Regions from separate parts of the Homo sapiens genome. Here region 2 is linked to region 1. A link is a contact called in ENCODE Hi-C or POLR2A ChIA-PET data. All regions are on one chromosome and are shown on one strand. The core of a region is the stretch at or near the end of the contact, and the rest is flanking DNA. Distances in the headings are between cores, read along the strand shown.

The links. Hi-C counts contacts between places; a loop is a spot of excess contacts on that map. ChIA-PET counts read pairs that join two places held with the same protein, here RNA polymerase II (POLR2A). Pooled maps may share reads with other maps.
Region 2: a map of psoas muscle shows a loop between it and region 1 (2.1-fold over the local background). The contact joins two enhancer-like sites. A Hi-C loop is called at or near these places in 1 of 168 maps with a recorded cell type or tissue (psoas muscle) and 2 of 50 pooled maps. POLR2A ChIA-PET finds 5 or more read pairs at or near these places in 1 of 52 experiments (BJ).

What each region holds. Positions count from the first base shown.
Region 1 is chr14:32,558,139-32,562,420 of GRCh38, forward strand. The region is part of intron 4 of AKAP6 (A-kinase anchoring protein 6); the gene reads left to right. Among named protein-coding and RNA genes, the nearest start is that of AKAP6, 230 kb to the left of the region's middle. Within about 2 kb of position 2,298, at least 3 of the 41 ENCODE cell types and tissues checked have a DNase peak (open chromatin) inside an H3K27ac peak, as active enhancers do.
Region 2 is chr14:32,228,480-32,232,761 of GRCh38, forward strand. No RefSeq gene overlaps it. Among named protein-coding and RNA genes, the nearest start is that of RNU6-8, 27 kb to the left of the region's middle. Within about 2 kb of position 2,317, at least 4 of the 41 ENCODE cell types and tissues checked have a DNase peak (open chromatin) inside an H3K27ac peak, as active enhancers do.

The sequences.
Region 1 (4,282 bases), core at 1,048-3,547:
TGTAATTAAAATGAGAAGATTCAAGAATCCTAAAGGATCACAGATTGAACATGAGTTGACAGTGCACATAATTATTAAACAAAAAGTATAGAAGTTTAATACTGTAGAAACTCTGAATACTTTTTAATTTTTATGATGCACAATCTAAAATTTTGTTTTAGGTCCTGGATGTAGTACTTGAGGTAGATATGGCAACATAATTCAAGGCTCTGTGTCTGTTACATAAGACAATATTTGGTAAGTGCCAAGGGAAAATTCATGCAGTGGGAGAACAGAAAAAAGAAGATAATACAAATGTAGCTTGATGAAGCATCACAGGAGAGGGAATACTTGATCTGGGCCTTGAATGATGAGTAGAATTTATATAGCAGAGATGAGGAGGCATAATGTTAGTGACAGGAACTTGTGCATATGCCAGGGTGGAGGGCAAGAATATTCAAGGTATGTTTGGGTGATAGTTAAGAGAAATCGTTGGTGTTTTGGAGTATAGGCTAAGCCACTATAAACAAAGAGACCCCAAAATACAATAAGATAGAAGTCTCTTTCTCTTTTACCTAGAGGCAGACAGTCGAGGGAAGATAGAGGTCGTCCTGAGGTCCAGGTTGCTTCTCCCTCTTGCTCTTCTATGGCTCACCACCAATACCATGTCTGCATTCCAGCTCACAAGAAGGGGAAAATGGAGGGCAGCCACCTTTCTTCTTATGGATACGACTTAGAAGTTACACATGCCACTTTTGCTCGCATCCCACTGGCCCACTTTGTCACATAGCATTACCTGACCTCAAAGGCGTTTTGGAAATTAGCCTCTAAGCTATGAATATTGGGAGGAAGGTGTCTCGTAAACTAACTACTAGTTAGAAATAACTTTGTTAGAGGAAGGTGAATGTGAAGTTAGAAAGAATAGGGCCAAGATATGAGGGACTTTGAATTCCAAGTGTTTGCATAGCATAGACACAAAATCAATACTATTGAATGCATGAATAAATGAGTAGTTAAGGGAATGAGTAAGTGAACGTATCATTGAGTTTGAACTTTATTCTCTAGATCAGGGCTACAAACTAAAATTAAGAGGCCAGGAAGATAGTATAAATGAATCATAAAGCCAGCTGTAAATGGGGAGTGATGGGACTGAATCACCTGGAAGATATGTGACATGTCTTAAGGGCAGCCACTACTCAGCTCCAGCTGATAGTTGCATGGGAATGTGGGCCATTTGTGCCAAGATTTTGGAATTTTTAAAAAGAAGGAAGAAATCTGGGTTTTATGTGACATCTCCCAATTTTTAGATGTTGGATCTGAACAATTTTTAAATAGGTCAAATAAAAACACATCTTTGGGATAGTTTGGACTTTAAGTCACTAATTCGCAATCTTTGCGAAGATGGGAAACTACTTAAAATGTTTGGCCCAGAGAGTTGGTAGTTTAAGAAGGTTAATCTGACTGTGGTATGCTGGGCACACCTCTAGCAGTAATTTTCAACTGTGACTGCAAATTACAATCACTGGGAAGCTTTAAAAAAATAAAAAAACCTCTTTATCCACCCCAGACCAATTAAATCAGAATCCCTGGGGTTGGGTATTTTTTAAGTTCTTCAAGCAATTGTAATGTACAGTTGCGGTTGGGAGGTAGTCCTCTAAGCCTAATCTTTTTTTTTTTTTTTTTTTTTAAGGCAGAGTCTTGCTCTGTTGCCAGGCTGGAGGGCAGTGGTGCAATCTCCTCTAAGCCTAATCTTAAGGGTTATTGAAATAGCCTAGACATGTGGTAAAAGGGTCTGAACTGTGGGTCTGGAAGCTGACTGAAGAAAGAAATAGATAGGTGGGAGATATTATAAAGGGCAAATTGATAAAATTTTGTGGCTGTTTTAAATAGGAGAGTAGAAGAGGAAAGGAGTCAAAAAGAGTTGAAATTTCAAGCTGAAATTTGGGGGCTGGGAGATATAAGGAATTTAACAAATGTCTCCAAGGCATACATAAACTTAAGATACACAGTAGATGAATGGGGCCCAAATCCAGTTTGGGAATTCTAAGTCAACATAACATTTTAAAAGGTAAGGCTGCACAATTCTTTTTAAGGATAATAAAAATCTTTTGTGTATATTTTATTTGTTGCAATGCCAGGACAAAAACTGTATATTAACATTGCTAATGGATTTGTTGAGACATGTCAGGATCATTGCGCAAGGTTGGTCCAGAAGAACCGTAGGGATCCAAAGCAAATTCCTTGCTGTTTAACATTAGGAATGTTTCAGTCCTGCCTCAGTTTGGTTTCTGTAGAGCTTTCAATGGGTCTTGAGTTGTTATCAGTGATGATTTAGCACCACCGTGAGGCTGTATCCAGTCACTGCATATGGCTGTTGGCCTCTGCAATATATACGGAAGATGATCTGCCCTTTTGTTTGCAGCTTTAAACATCAAGGTGAAAATAGTTCTTTGTAATTTTCTTCGTATGGAAAGGTTATGATGCAATAATATCTTGTATTAAGATGATAACAGTGCCTAACTGCATTTGATGGCAAATATTACTATCGTGATGAAACTCAAAAGATGGATAAACTCAACATTGCGTTTTTATTATTTATTTATTTTTTTAGCGTTGCATTTTTAAATTCAACTAAAATGATTCTTGGAACTTTAGTGAATTATTCTTTATCTTTAATCCCGAAGTCATAATTTTGTGTTGCTGGTAGGATGTTTCAGAAAAATAACAATTTAAATACAAAACAAAACTTTGTTATTTCTTGTCCCCTTGCAAACTGTCGGGCAGAATGCTAAGGGGTTTATTCACTTAGTACATCACTTCATTTAATTCTCAAGAAAAAAATTCTTCCTTGATGCAGACACTGTTACATTATATTTTCATTTTATAAATTAGAAGAGACAGAAGTTAGTAATTTACTCAAGGATATAGAACTTAAACATTGGGCTCAGTTCACAATCCCTCATTTTAATTATGAAAACTTGAATAAGTCACTTAAAGCTTACTGTATAAGTCTTCTAGTCTTCAAAATGAGATGTTAATTATGTTTGTCATGCCTTTGCTCAGATTATTGTATGAAACTACAAAGAGCAAAGGGGTCATTGTAAATCTAAAGGCTACATAAATATTAGTTTTATTATTATTGTGACTTTTCCTATGAATCTAGGGAATTAGCACCATATATATTAGAAATAACTAGGGTAAGAACCTTAATTCTGCCCCTAAGTAGCATCGTGACCTTGGAAATGTAACCTCGCAAGCCTCAGTTTTAAAAAATAAATATTAATAAAGGAATAGAATTGAATGACCTATAAATACTTTTCTGTTCTGAAATTTTATGAGAGACTAACTGTGAGGAATAACTAAGAGAAGCACTCATTTCTTTGTACAATATTCCTTGGCGTATATCACTTCAACATGGCTGACTTTGTGTTCCTTGGAACTTTGGGTGAACTCAAGTTTCCCTTAGAAGATCCTAATGGTAAGTGAATGTGAGGCTGTGACATTAACGAGCCTGGAGGAATGAGCCATTCATGCTGCATTCCTAGCACTGTAATATGACAAGAGCCAGACATCCTTGAGGAATTTGGGGCCTGGCTAGAGTTTATAAGATGCCAAGAGACCAGGGCCAGTGGTGACAGTAAACAAGTGAGTTACCCAGTAAGAATTAGATATGGATTAGCCTGAATTTATGGCAAATAAGGTCAGCTAAGTGAAGCAGTTAAAAACATTTGCCTTGGCAGACTTGTCATTGTGATGCCTTAAAATTACCCATCAGCACTGAGGCTTGTGCTCTGTTCAGACAATATGGGGGGAAATCATTTCAAGAGTGTGGGTTCTGTTTCAAGGTCACTCATGATGTCAGGCCCTGTCTGAGGTTATAGAATTTTCTATCTAAGAATGATAGGCTTGAATTTTGCATGGTGATTAAGCAACTTTATCCAGGAAAGGTGCTGCCTGTAATATCTGCTTCATACGCTTTCCATTCTCAGGTTGATGAGGCTCAGTGCATTGCTTTTTAGGAAGCCCAGTGGCTTTACTATTTACCTTCATGTTTTGTCTAGGAATAAAGGAAGTTGTATTTTCTTTTTTTAATGCTTTAAGAAAAACTGGAAAGGTGTCATTTATAGATGATACTCATATTTTTGGATTTGTCTAGAGACTAGTACTACTTGCTTGAGAAAGGCGTATGTGTGTGTGGGTGGGGAGGGAGTCATAATTGGAGATCTAATACTCTTTTTTCTTCCTACCTGAGCCCCAAAATAAAACTGACAAGTTGAGCTAACAGAAATACTTTTGCTTTTGA
Region 2 (4,282 bases), core at 1,067-3,566, 330 kb before region 1:
GAAAGAGATTCAGTGTGGCTGAAACATGGAATGTGAAGGAATTCTGATGAGAGATGAGGCTGGAGAGGTATATGAAAGCCAACTTATTATTATTATTATTTGAGATGGAGTCTTACTCTGTTGCCCAGGCTGGAGTGCAGTGGCACAATCGTGGCTCACTGCAACCTCTACCTCCTGAGTTCAAGCAATTCTACTGCTTCAGCTTCCTGAGTAGCTGGGACCACAGGCGTGCACCACCATGCCCAGCTAATTTTTTTTTTTTTTTTTTTGAGATGGAGTCTCACTTTGTTGCCCAGGCTGGAGTGCAGTGGTGTGATCTTGGCTCAGTGCAACCTCCGCCTCCCGGGTTCAAGCGATTCTCCTGCATCAGCCTCCTGAGTGGCTGGGATTACAGACATATGCCACCATGCCCGGCTAATTTTTTTGTATTTTTAATAGAGATGGGGTTTCACCATGTTGGTCAGGCTGATCTTGAACTCCTGACCTTGTGATCTGCCTGCCTTGGCCTCCCAAAGTGCTGGGATTACAGGCGTGAGCCACCGTGCCTGGCTGCTAATTTTTTTTAATTTTTAGTAGAGATGGGGTTTCACCATGATGGCCAGGCTGGTCTCGAACTCCTGACCTCAAGCCATCCGCCCACCTCGGCCTCCCAAAGTGTTGGGATTACAGGCATGAGCAACCACACCCAGCCTGAAAGCCAACTTGTACAGGTCTCTTCAGTTGGTGAAGGCATTTGGGCTTCACCCTAAAACAGAGCGGAGTAACAGAAGGGTTTTTAGCAAGGGGTGTGACATGCTAAGATATATATGTTATAAAGATTACTGGGCTTAATGTAAAGAATGGATTGGAAGACAGGTAAGGGCGCTGTTATTGCAATTTGGGGAAATGAGGATTTTGGCCTGAACTAGGCTAGTGAGTGGAGAAAAGTAGATGGATTCAAGAGAGGGAATTGGCAGGATGTGAGGAAGTTTGGGTGAGGAGGAGCAAAGGGTGAAGCATGATTCCCAGGTCTTTGATTTGGGCAGTGATGGAGTGTGGTGCCATCAATAAGACAGGGACCATAGAAAGAAATGGGTGAGGAAAGGTGGTAGAGAAAACAGTGGGTTCAGTTTTCTACAGTTGGAGTTTGAGGAGCTTGTGGGACATCCTAGAGATGTGTAGGTGGCAGTTGGATGAATGGACCTGAAGTTCTGAAGAGAGCTATCAATTGAAGTACAAATTTGGGAGTTTATGATGTAGATATGGGAATAGATATGGGAGTAGATGCATTTTTTCAAGGAAATACCAACATTTATTGTCTTGGCAGAAAGGGAGGTACAAAATAAACCTAACTGTGAGTAGCCAGAGAGCTAGAAGGCAAACACAGAGAGGCATACTTGGGGAATAGAGAATTTAAAGACAGAGGGAAAGGTCCACCTTCCTCACCTTTGGGTCATCCAGTCTCTAGGTTCCTAAATAATTCAGTGTGCTTTTGGTCAGTAAGTCCTAGAATAGGGGGGGGAAAAAGCATATCAAACCACTGCTGTGTGAATGCTATAGCCCTAGGTCATTGGTCTGTTTTATTTAAACATATCTAGGTTCTGCTCCCTCTGAGGATTTTACCTAATGTTAAAGAGAATGAGAAGAAATACTCTTTATACATTATAAAACTATGCTAATAGTAACCAGCAGGGAAATTGACCTATAAATACTCTGAGCACATTAAGGTAAGCACATTTTTTTAAAGTTACGTCTTTTGGCTATGGTCTAATGTGATGATTAGTGAAAATGGAATTGAAGAGTGACAGGAAATATTAATGGCAGGCAGCACACAGTCGTTTGGCCTTAGAAAGAACAACGGACTTTATCTGTTCCCAGAGGGAAAATTTGATGAGTAATGACCTTGATACACATTTTAAACACTCTGACAATGAAGTAATAGGTGCTGCTTTTGCTCTTTGACCAGCAGATTCTCCTTTGCTGCAGTTAGGTGTACTACTTAAAGCTTGTTTAGAGGGCCACCTAAGGGTACAGGCAGAAGCATCACAACATCTATATTTCTGTTATAGGCAGTGATGAGTACTATGAGCCTCTTATAAGAGGCTGCAAGGGGTTGCTGTACCATCAGGCCTACTTTCCTTGGAGAGGGAATAAAGCAAGTCCAAGGTGCTCAAGAAGGTACACTTTCCCAAAACATCCCACTCCCCACGTTGCTGATTAAGATCTAATGATTCACATTTAGATGCCCTTCCACCCCCATCCCCATCCTGACAACACAAAATTTGAGTCAAGCCTCAACCTTGCTAAGTAAACAGATTTGTACTTGTTACTCTTAGCAGCACTGGAGTCTAAAGACAGACTATGTGGGAAGGCAGATTCTTAGTTACCTCCTCCCCAAGCTGTTGCAGGAATTTCAGATCCCTGCTTGCCAAAGCACTTTTATGGGGTTAAGAATTTTTTTGTGTGTGTTGGGGATAGGGGAATGTACAGCCTTGAGTGACTCATGCCCTTCTCTGGGCCTCAGTTTTTCCCTGTTAGGAGGGAAAGGAGCTGTATTAGGGGATCCTTGAGTTTCCCTAAGCCTGGCCTGTATCCCCTCACCAACTGGATCCACGAGCCAGAGCCTGCTTTAGCCAGGCCCATTCTCTGGTTGGCTTGGCTGGCTTTAGAGGGCTGCAAATAGGCAAATCACTATTTGTCAGTCTGTAGAGAGGAAGCTTATTTGCAGTGGGAACACCGTAGGAGGAGATTTCTAAGTTGAAAATGCAGGTACTCCTCCTCTGGGGAATGGAAGAAAGACAAAGAGCCCATTAAGGGTTCTAGAAATCAGAATGGTTAGATTCTTCCTGGCCCTGTCAACGTTTGCCTATTACCCTGGCCTCATCGGTTGGCATTTGCTTGTGTGAAAAGGTTCCAGGTTTAGAGAAAGGGTGTCGGAGGCAGACAAACCTAGCTCTGTCACTTGGTTGTTGTGTGATCATGTATGAATTGCTGGAATTTCTGCACCTCATTTTCTTTTTTAAGGATGTTTCATAGGCCTGCAGGAGGACTAAATGAGATACATAATACATGTGAAACAGGAATGCAGAGCCTGGCATGGGAAGGGGTTACCTCCTTCCTCCTGCAGTCCTTCTCTTCACTTTCATCTTTGCTCACATGTTATTCTCCCTACTGGAAACTCACCTTCAGTGCTCTGTGAGGCCCTCCTGTCTGTGCCAGTGCTCAAGTCCTCCTGGTACCCTAGCATGCATTGCCTCACCTCACATTTTAGTAACAGCCTTCTTATATTCTTTCACTGGTTTTGCCCATCTAGATTACTGCTCTCTGAGGGAGGTATCCTGTCAAATACTGGTAATCTTTCTTCAATTCCTGGTAAGGTGTTAGGTACATAGTAGGGGCCTAAGCAATATTTGAATGAATGATTATAGAAAGAACCAGTTACAGAGAGCAAGAGGGGGCAGTATGGGCAGTGGGTAAGGCCTGTATGGATGCTAAAACCAGCCTGCCTGGGTTTGAATTCTGGTGCTGCCAGTTTTTAGCTTTGCAACTTTAAAAGAGTTGCTGAACTTTACCCCTCAGTTTTCTCATCTGTATAGTGGCAGTGGTAAAAATAGTACCTTTCTCCTAGGGTTATTGTGAAGATTGAGTAAGTTAGTATTTACAGTGTTTAGACCAGTGCCTGGCACTTAATGCTATATAAGAACCCACCATTATTATTTTAAAGATCAGACACGCTTGAGTTGAAAGCCTGCTCTACTACTTACTAATGATGTGACTGCAGGCAGAAATTATTCAACTTCTCTGTGCTTCAACTTCCTTCTCTGTAAAATAGGGATAACCTATCAACGTAAATAGTGATAAATAGAGATAAACTATCAACATAACATGTACTTGATAACTGGTGGCTATTAGAAGCCTGCTTCAGTCTCCTAGAAACAAGAGTTCAATCATGACTGCATGAAGAATCATTGCAGTAGCCCAGGCCCTGTTTAGGAAACTGAAAACCTGGAGCTTACCCTGACTGGGAAGGAGTGAGAAGACCTGAATTAGGAGTTGTGGATGTATTGAAGGAAGGGATAGGGAAGTTACTTTGTGCTGGTTGCTAAGCTGTATCACCAAAATCCTGACCAAATTAAGTCAGTAAAAATATATTTGGAAGGAGCTGGAGACTTTTGCCCATGTGAAATTCCAACACAGGCTCATACCTGCCACCTTTCTGCATATCTCTTATTGTATGAGGTGTTTCTCATGTTTTGTCCTTATGTAGCCAGCTGTGTTACTGTCATGGTGATGCTCCTGGTGT